Regions from separate parts of the Homo sapiens genome. Here region 2 is linked to region 1. Evidence: chromatin contacts called from ENCODE Hi-C data. All regions are on one chromosome and are shown on one strand. The core of a region is the stretch at or near the end of the contact, and the rest is flanking DNA. Distances in the headings are between cores, read along the strand shown. Region 1 holds the start of ISLR (immunoglobulin superfamily containing leucine rich repeat). Region 2 has its middle 31 kb from the start of GOLGA6A.

Region 1 (5,029 bases), core at 972-3,471:
TTTCTGCCCAGGTGGGCTGGTCCCTCCCACTTTTCCCGCCCTCAGCCCCCCACATCTGTTTTGAGGTGGGAGTCTGAGCTTAGTGTTTGGCTGTCATTAAGGTCTTAGGTAGGGAATGAGGGGACAGACTCCCTGCCCCCAGAAGGCTGCTGACATACTCACCCACCCAACAGAGCATGGGTCTCCTACACTGTATGAAATATTCTCTAAAATGTCTTGGGCATGCCCCTTCCCTAGCCTGGGCCCAAAGGCCCTATCTGTAAGTTGATGAGGAGATGAAGTGGGTGAGCTCTAAAATGCTTCCTTCTGATGACCACCCAACTTGTCCATCATGCCATGAAGGGGGCGCTTACAGAGTGTCTTCCCTGTGCTGGAGATCAATAGCACCTGGGAAGTTAAGGCCTCTGCCCTCAGTGGGCTTCCTCTCTAGTAAGGGGTCGCACATTAAGCACGCATGAATAAATAATCACAGCTTATAGGAGGAGCTATGAAGAAAAGTCAGGAATGTCTGAGAGAACAGTCACTGGGAACTGAGGGCTGAGGAGGTGCTTGTACTCTGACCCTGATGTGCTTGCAAGGAGGGAGGTGGGGTGGGAACTATGAGCTCCTCAGAGCACCCTGGAGGTAAAGCTGGTGGCACAGACTTTGTGCAGGTGAGGGTGTGTGTATGGGCTGTGCAGAACATAGTGAAGCCCCCTCCACCAGGAAGCCCTCCCTGACTGACACTGAGGTCACTGAGTCTCCCCTCTGGTTTACTGAACCCTGGATGTGTTTCTTGCAGCCTCTGGTTGGCCCACCAAATTCAGGACTTTCCTAGAAATTCTCCAGCACAGTCAGGATGATGCAAGAGAGGGCTTCCTCTGCAGGGGAAAGAGAGGGTGCTCTCCATTGGACCATAATAATATCCTCAGCATCAGACTCGGGTGTTTTGCAGGCAGCATGCTGGGGACTTCTGTGGCCTTGCTTGGTGACAGGGAATGGGGTGTGATGAGCTGGGGCAGGCTTCCTGGGGATGCTTTCAGCCAAAGATGAGCCCTGTCTGCCCTTGGCCCTGCTGAGAGGGTAAGTTGAGTCATGAGCAGAATTCAACCAGTTATCAGATGGAAGGCCAAGGAAGCTTGGGGAGGGCTACTGAGGGGATACGGTAGGCTTGTCTGTGGAGAGCAAAATTCTTCAGTCTACAAAGTTCTTTTCTGGGCTCCTTCATCTTTCGGTTTCTCTTCCAGCTCCCTCGTTTTGGGCCTCTTTTGTTTCCCCATTCCCCTCCCCTGGGCCTTCCCGTTTGGAAAAGGGGTCACATATCCTCACCCTGGAGGCGTCTGCCCCTTCCACACAGTTGGTGTTGGAACAGTGGAGCTCAGAGAGGCCGATGCTGACCGCGTAGATGTCCAGCACCAACAGTGGGATTTTGGGCCCTGTGGGGGACACAGAGAGAACTCTCCGGGAGTGCGGCCCCTTGGCCTCCCCTCTGGGTGCCCAGTGGGCAGTGGGCCTGGGTGGCTCAGAATCCCAGCCAGGAGCACTGAAGGTCAACAGGCTCCCGCCCTGAGTTTTCTGAGCCAGGCCTCCCTGTTTCCTCCCCAGCCAGTGGGGAGCGCAGTGAGGGGCGGGGCCTGGAGTCTTGGGAGCTCCCTGGACAACAACATGCATTTAGCGCAGCTCAGTCTCAGAGCCAGCAGGATATGTTTTCTTAAAAAAAAAAAAAATGCCTAACATCTTGGCTTTCACCGAAGGGTTGGTATCTGCTTTGTACACTTTGGCCTTCTTGGCTTTTCACTGAAACACACACACATGGATGCACACTCACTTCCACACACAAACCCACACCAAGACAGACACACACACACACTCACACACAAACTCATGTACATGGTTTCATACCCACATCCATGCAAACACACATACAAATCCAGAAATACGCACCCTCACACCCACAAACTTGTACACACACACACACGTATACACACCAACACACATACAACCCTGGCTTGGACAAAAGCTTCCCGTTTTTTCTTGTTTGAAGTGGAAATCTCCCACCTTCCATGAGATTCAATTTCTCGCCCTTCCCCCGCTAAAATCCTCCTGGCCCCATCATTTCTTGGGTCCTTTCCAGACAGTGCTGTGTCTTTAAGGAAGTTGAAGCTGCTAAAAGTGAGTGAGAGAGAGAGAAAAAACACAACCCAAAAAAATTTGGCATCTCTTCCCCCCTCAAGTTTCTGGTGTCACTTATGAAACACAGGTCCTTGTTGCTGCAGAGAAGCAGTTGTTTTGCTGGAAGGAGGGAGTGCGCGGGCTGCCCCGGGCTCCTCCCTGCCGCCTCCTCTCAGTGGATGGTTCCAGGCACCCTGTCTGGGGCAGGGAGGGCACAGGCCTGCACATCGAAGGTGGGGTGGGACCAGGCTGCCCCTCGCCCCAGCATCCAAGTCCTCCCTTGGGCGCCCGTGGCCCTGCAGACTCTCAGGGCTAAGGTCCTCTGTTGCTTTTTGGTTCCACCTTAGAAGAGGCTCCGCTTGACTAAGAGTAGCTTGAAGGTAAGCCAGTGGGGAGGAGGGCTCCAGGGCCAGCGGCGGGAGCGGGAGGCCTGTTGGACATAGGGGCTGGTTCCCTCTTGGTCCATCCCTGCTGGTCTGAGGTGCGTGGGACAATCCCTAGCTTGGAGCCGTCCAGGGGGCATCTGCTTCTTCCACAACCCACAACTGAGGCCCCAGAAATCCCAGCTGCGTTTGGGCTGAGCCTCTGGCCTCACCCAAGTCAGCTGAGAGGTCCTGGCGGGGGTTTATTTAGGCAGCTGCCTGGCTAAGTTTGAACAGAACAGGCCACGGGTGTGATTCCACAGAAAAGGCCTGGTGTCTGCTGCGGTCATGGCCGGAGGAGCGGGAGAGGGCGGGTGGAGTGGATGGGGGTGGTGTGCACTGCACAAGGGGCCTCGTCTGGGCCAAGGCAAAGCATACCTATGGGGGGCTCCGGTGGGAGGGACTGCGGCCAGGATGTGGGAGGGCAGGGGGAGGTTCTGCAAAGTGCTGGGGGAGGGGGGTGGCTGGAAAACAGATTTCAAGTCATAAAGTCAGCTAGGAACAGGCCGAGGCAGGGAGAACTCTCCACTCGGAGGAGGAGCTGGGGTCCTCTTCCATCCCGTCTTCATCCTGCCTGGCTGCGTGACCTCGGGCAAGTCTCCGCCCTTCTCTTGGCCTCAGTTTCTCCTTCCGTAGGATGGGGGCGGTGGGCTAGGTGGTGTTGGGATTTAGCTGGGTTATGTGGGACAGGGCCTCCTGATGGGAAAGAGCTCTGGCTGGGCTTGTGGGAGGAATGAGTCCCTTTGGCAGGTTCTCGGGATCCCCTGGGTGACATGCCTTTCTCTGCAGGAGGCACCATGCAGGAGCTGCATCTGCTCTGGTGGGCGCTTCTCCTGGGCCTGGCTCAGGCCTGCCCTGAGCCCTGCGACTGTGGGGAAAAGTATGGCTTCCAGATCGCCGACTGTGCCTACCGCGACCTAGAATCCGTGCCGCCTGGCTTCCCGGCCAATGTGACTACACTGAGCCTGTCAGCCAACCGGCTGCCAGGCTTGCCGGAGGGTGCCTTCAGGGAGGTGCCCCTGCTGCAGTCGCTGTGGCTGGCACACAATGAGATCCGCACGGTGGCCGCCGGAGCCCTGGCCTCTCTGAGCCATCTCAAGAGCCTGGACCTCAGCCACAATCTCATCTCTGACTTTGCCTGGAGCGACCTGCACAACCTCAGTGCCCTCCAATTGCTCAAGATGGACAGCAACGAGCTGACCTTCATCCCCCGCGACGCCTTCCGCAGCCTCCGTGCTCTGCGCTCGCTGCAACTCAACCACAACCGCTTGCACACATTGGCCGAGGGCACCTTCACCCCGCTCACCGCGCTGTCCCACCTGCAGATCAACGAGAACCCCTTCGACTGCACCTGCGGCATCGTGTGGCTCAAGACATGGGCCCTGACCACGGCCGTGTCCATCCCGGAGCAGGACAACATCGCCTGCACCTCACCCCATGTGCTCAAGGGTACGCCGCTGAGCCGCCTGCCGCCACTGCCATGCTCGGCGCCCTCAGTGCAGCTCAGCTACCAACCCAGCCAGGATGGTGCCGAGCTGCGGCCTGGTTTTGTGCTGGCACTGCACTGTGATGTGGACGGGCAGCCGGCCCCTCAGCTTCACTGGCACATCCAGATACCCAGTGGCATTGTGGAGATCACCAGCCCCAACGTGGGCACTGATGGGCGTGCCCTGCCTGGCACCCCTGTGGCCAGCTCCCAGCCGCGCTTCCAGGCCTTTGCCAATGGCAGCCTGCTTATCCCCGACTTTGGCAAGCTGGAGGAAGGCACCTACAGCTGCCTGGCCACCAATGAGCTGGGCAGTGCTGAGAGCTCAGTGGACGTGGCACTGGCCACGCCCGGTGAGGGTGGTGAGGACACACTGGGGCGCAGGTTCCATGGCAAAGCGGTTGAGGGAAAGGGCTGCTATACGGTTGACAACGAGGTGCAGCCATCAGGGCCGGAGGACAATGTGGTCATCATCTACCTCAGCCGTGCTGGGAACCCTGAGGCTGCAGTCGCAGAAGGGGTCCCTGGGCAGCTGCCCCCAGGCCTGCTCCTGCTGGGCCAAAGCCTCCTCCTCTTCTTCTTCCTCACCTCCTTCTAGCCCCACCCAGGGCTTCCCTAACTCCTCCCCTTGCCCCTACCAATGCCCCTTTAAGTGCTGCAGGGGTCTGGGGTTGGCAACTCCTGAGGCCTGCATGGGTGACTTCACATTTTCCTACCTCTCCTTCTAATCTCTTCTAGAGCACCTGCTATCCCCAACTTCTAGACCTGCTCCAAACTAGTGACTAGGATAGAATTTGATCCCCTAACTCACTGTCTGCGGTGCTCATTGCTGCTAACAGCATTGCCTGTGCTCTCCTCTCAGGGGCAGCATGCTAACGGGGCGACGTCCTAATCCAACTGGGAGAAGCCTCAGTGGTGGAATTCCAGGCACTGTGACTGTCAAGCTGGCAAGGGCCAGGATTGGGGGAAT
Region 2 (5,029 bases), core at 1,021-3,520, 120 kb before region 1:
GCACCTGTAGGCCCAGCTACTCGGGAGGCTGAGGCAGGAGAATTGTTTGAACCCGGGAGGCAGAGGCTGCAGTGAGCTGAGATTGTGCCACTGCACTCCAGCCTGGGCAACAGAGTGAGACACCATCTCAAAAAAAAAAAAAAATTGTGATTTCTGGGATCTAGTTGCTCAGAATGATGCTGAAGTGGAATTCTTTAAAGATCCACTTAGGACAAATAGTAAGTAACTCCACACTCGGAAGGGACACAGGTAGAGGAAAACTTATGACTGTGGAAGTGAATGGCCTGTTAATTTGGGGAAATACTGGGTTACCAGTGGACTTAGGGTGAGCTCCACAGCTAAGGATAGGGCCCAAGTTAGAACTGGGGTAAGGATGGGGTGGGCTTAGAATCGGGGTGAGGGTTAGAGCTAAAGTTCAGGGGAGGCCCCAGGTTAGGATTTGGGATTAGATCAGATGGAGGGGCACATTTGGTGCTTAAGGTTGAGAATAAACCTTAGGAATTAGGAATTGAGTTAGAATTGGGGTGAGTTAGGAATTTAGTTAGAAATGGAGTTAAAGTCACTCTTCAGGCCACAAGTCTTTGTGACTTTAGTAACTGAAAAGTCCATGGAACTGTGAACAGATGGGCAGGAGCTTCTCGACCCCCTAATAGGCACCCCAAGTTCAATCTGCCTTTTCCCCCAAATCCTCTTCTAGAAGCACCTGGCAGGGGCTCTGCCTGAGCTCACAACTCCAACAAGGTCAATGTACACCAATCGGATTGGAGGGACTGAGGAGTGGGCAATCCTGCCCAGGAGGGAGAGCATGGGACAACCAGGTAAGACAACTGGGTACCAGACACGATTTCACCATTTAGCACAAGTAACCTTTAATCTTCCCAACTGTCCTATGTGGTTACAGCCCATCTTCCTCCTACAGAGGAGCACAGCAGGGCAGCAAGGCTGAGTACCTCGTCAGGGTCATTAAACTTGTATGTGGCAGAGCTGGGATTTGCCTGCGGGGAGCCTGTGTCTAGACTGGCACCATCTGTGGCCTACATCATGGAGCGCATGGCCACGTGTTGGGGGACAGGCTGCCTGGTCTCTCCTTCTCTCCTTTCTGTGCTCTCCTGAGTTGTCAGTCTCAGGTGATGCAGAAGGCAGGTCTCTGGAAGCTACCCCCACCTTCTCATCCCTGTGCTTGAACTTTCATTTTAATTTTTTCATTTAGGGCAGTGTTTCTGGACCTTTTTATAATTATTATTATTGTCCTCTTAAGGAGCATTTTTAGCATCTTTTCCCAATTGTGCCTCCCTGTATGAAATTTTAATACCATAGATACACTGTACATTCCATAGGATTTTCTAGATACAAGATCGCATCATCTGCGAATAGAGATGGTTTTACTTCTTCCTTACATGGACATATGTATGGACTGTGAGCCTTTGGAGGGTCAGAAACCATGGTAATAGCCAAGATGGTCAACTGCCCTTCCTCCCCTGCCTTTTCATCCTCTGTGGGGTGATAATGCCTCTGTTGAGAATGCATGATTTAGGGTAAGGCCCCACCCCGTTACAATGTAGGTAAGAAGTGGTCACGGGAAGGAGTGGGTGGGATGCGGGCTGCACCTCTATGTGGGTGGAGACTAGGTGGGCCAGATGGAGGGAGATGGAAGGGAATGGAGATCCAGGTTTCTGAGAACACACTCGCCTGTAGTGGCCTTGGTCCTGGTCCCAGGCACAGGCACAGGCTGAGCCTGGGGCTAGGGGAGGAATGGGGCCAGTACCGTCACTTATTTTTGTCTCTGAATCCAGATGTCAGCTCCAGACCCGCTGGACCTGAATAAAGCAAATACCTGTGGAGACTCTGTTGAGAGAAGAGTCTAGAATTTCAACAGATTCTCCCCATACTAAAAGCAAACAAACAAAAACAAAATGAAACAACCAAACAAACAAAAACAAAAAACAGGAAGTTTGGACGTCTCTGTTCACCCTTACAAAATGCATTTGCTGTCAAGTGAGGGGAAAATTCCTTCATTCTTGGCTCAAGGAACTTCCTTAAACTAAGACCAGCTGCCTGGACTGTGCTAAATTCAGTTTATAAATATTATAAATATCCCAAACTTGATAGCCAAGCACATTACAAAAGCTAGCTAGCTAACCGCAGAAATTTTCCAAAATGCTAGCCAGTCAGACAAGTATGAGATATTGTGAAATCCTGTGTTGCTTGTCTGATTTCCTGAAATCATTCCTCTCAGACTGAGTGCAGAAGGCCTGGGGGTGGAATTCAGGAGCACTGACTATCTCCTACAGTTCTAGAGCCTTAAAGCCCTGGCCGACCCCAGGGTGGATTGATTGCACAGTAAGTCAGACCAACCAGCTGGGCGCAGTGGCTCATGCCTGTAATCCCAGCACTTTGGGAGGCCGAGGCAAGTGGACCTAGGGTCATGAAGAAGGTGGAGGCACTGAGGCCCTGAGTGATTTTATAAAGAACACCTTAGCAAATATCCAGCACTATGGGTTCACCTTCACTCAGGACCCACAAAGCCCCACGTTCTGACAGATTTTGTTTATCAGACAAATTGCACTTAGTCATGCTTCATTCATTTTTCTCGGAGACTTCCCAGGTTACATAGACCTGAGATAATCTCCCCATCTCGCCGTCACCCCCCACGAAGTCACTCCATGTTTCTGTTTGCAATACAGTCTTACATGGATCAATATTAGATTTTCATGGTGCTCTTTGCATTTTGCAACTATTGCTTAAGCTGGAGACCCAAAACGAGCACTAGCTTTAGAGTCAAAGACTCCTGGATTCCAGTTTCAGCTGAGAGACTGTGAGCACATCGCCAGCCCACTCTGATCCTGTATCCTATTTGTACAATCACCTATTTCCCATCAATTGCAAGGCTGGAAAGAAAAGTGCCCACTCTGGCCAGTACACGGTAGGAGCTTAGTAAGCTTAAGCTCTCTTGCTTCCCCACTACCCTAAAGTGTTAGGGGAAAGACAGATGTGGGGAATGTCACCTGGGAAGCTCCAGCTGTATGCTTCACAATCCTACTGAGAGGTGACAGCCTGCTGGCAGCCCTGGCTCGCTCTCGGGCCTCCCCTGCCTTGGCTCCCACTTTGGCGGCACTTGAGGAGCCCTTCAGCCCGCCACTGCATGGTGGGAGCCCCTTCCTGGGCTGGCCGAGGCCAGAGCCGGCTCCCTCAGCTTGCGGGGAGGTGTGGAGGGAGAGGCGCAGGCAGGAACCGGGGCTGCGCGCGGCGCTTGTGGGCCAGCGCGAGTTCCGGGTGGGCATGGTCCGCAGGCCCAGCACTGGGAGCGGCCAGCGGGCCCCGCCAGCCCCCCGCAAGTGAGGGGCTTAGCACCTGGGCCAGCAGCTGCTGTGCTCGACTTCTCGCCAGGCCTTAGCTGCCTCCCCGCGGGGCAGGGATCTGGACCTGCAGCCCTCCACGCCTGAGCCTCCCCCCACCGCCCCGCTATGGGCTCCTGTGCGGCCGGAGCCTCCAGGACGAGCGCCACCCCCTGCTCCATGGCACCCAGTCCCATCGACCACCCAAGGGCTGAGGAGTGCCTGCGCACGGCGCGGGACTGGCAGGCAGCTCCACCTGCGGCCCCCGTGCGGGATCCACTGGGTGAAGCCAGCTGGGCTCCTAAGTCTGGTGGGGACTTGGAGAATCTTTATGTCTAGCTAAGGGATTGTAAATACACCAATCAGCACCCTGTCTCTAGCTCAAGGTTTGTAAACACACCAATCAGCACGCTGTGTCTAGCTCAGGGTTTGTGAATGCACCAATGGGCACTCTGTATCTAGTTACTCTGGTGGGGGCTTGGAGAACCTTTATGTCTAGCTAAGGGATTGTGAATGCACCAATCGGCACTCTGTATCTAGCTCAAGGTTTGTAAATGCACCAATCAGCACTCTGTGTCTAGCTCAGGGTTTGTAAATACACCAATCCACACTCTGTATCTAGCTAATCTAGTGGGGACATAGAGAACTTTTGTGTCTAGCTCAGGGATTGTAAACACACCAATCAGCACCCTGTCAAAACGGACCAATCAGCTCTCTGTAAAATGGACCAATCAGCAGGATGTGGGTAGGGCCAGGTAAGAGAATAAAAGCAGGCTGCCCCCCCCGCCCCCCCCCGCCCCAGCCAGCAGTGGCAATGATGCTTAGATTCCCTTTGACGTTGTGGGGGTTTGTTTTTTTTGGTCTTTGAAATAAATCTTGTTACCGCTTGCTTTTTCAGTTCACGGTGACTTTATGAGCTGTAAGGCTCACGGCGAAGGTCTGCAGCTTCACTTCGGAAGCCAGCGAGACCACCAACCCCCCTGGAGAAAGGAACAAGTCCAGAAGCACCACCTTAAGAGTTGTAGCACTCACGGCAAATGTCTGCAGCTTCATTCCTGAGCCAGCAAGACCACGAACCCCCCAGAAAGAACAAACGCCCACCACCAGAAGGAACAAACTCTGGACACGCCGCGAGGCGTGTAACTGTAACACACACCGCGAGGGTCTGTGGCTTTATTCTTTAAGTCAGTGAGACCAAGAACCCACCATTTCTGGACACAATGCCAATGAAAATTCTGAATTAGGCTTCAGTTTACCATCTACAAAATGAGACAGGACAGGAGTGGGTAGGAAGAGGAGCTTGGCTTTGTTAGTTTAAAGTGGGCTGGTCTGATTGTGTAACGCGGGCTTTTGTTGGCTCCAGCCAACTCCCCAGGCAGGGCTTCACTTGCTCTGAATGTCTTTTGGCCAAGTCCATGGCTGTCGAGGGTTGGGGTGGGGTGGGGAGGCGGCGTGGAGGATAGTGGGGTGGGGGTGGAGGAGGGTGGGGGTAGAGGGGGGTGGGGGTGGTGGAGAAGCAGTTCCCCCATGTAACCTGCAGGTGGCACCAGAGCAGCGCAGGATCGTGGGTTCCGCTCCAGCCTTCCAGGAGACCCAGGCAGGGCGTGGTAGGGCGAGGCAGAGGTGGTGCAGAGCGCTCAGCTGCGCAGCAGCATGAGCGTGACTACAGATCAGGCCGCACCGTTTAAAATGGA

The links. A loop is a pair of places that touch in the nucleus more often than their neighbours do. Pooled maps may share reads with other maps.
Region 2: a loop to region 1 is called in a pooled map, with 2.7 times the contacts of the local background. The contact joins the enhancer-like site here to the promoter of ISLR in region 1. A Hi-C loop is called at or near these places in 3 of 50 pooled maps.

What each region holds. Positions count from the first base shown.
Region 1 is chr15:74,171,489-74,176,517 of GRCh38, forward strand. ISLR (immunoglobulin superfamily containing leucine rich repeat) reads left to right here and starts at 2,222. Exons shown (of 2, transcript NM_005545.4): 1 at 2,222-2,531; 2 at 3,363-5,029. The coding sequence starts at 3,371. The coding sequence ends at 4,657. RefSeq lists enhancers at 967-1,955, 1,956-2,943, 2,944-3,932.
Region 2 is chr15:74,049,326-74,054,354 of GRCh38, forward strand. No RefSeq gene overlaps it. Among named protein-coding and RNA genes, the nearest start is that of GOLGA6A, 31 kb to the right of the region's middle. Within about 2 kb of position 2,271, at least 20 of the 41 ENCODE cell types and tissues checked have a DNase peak (open chromatin) inside an H3K27ac peak, as active enhancers do.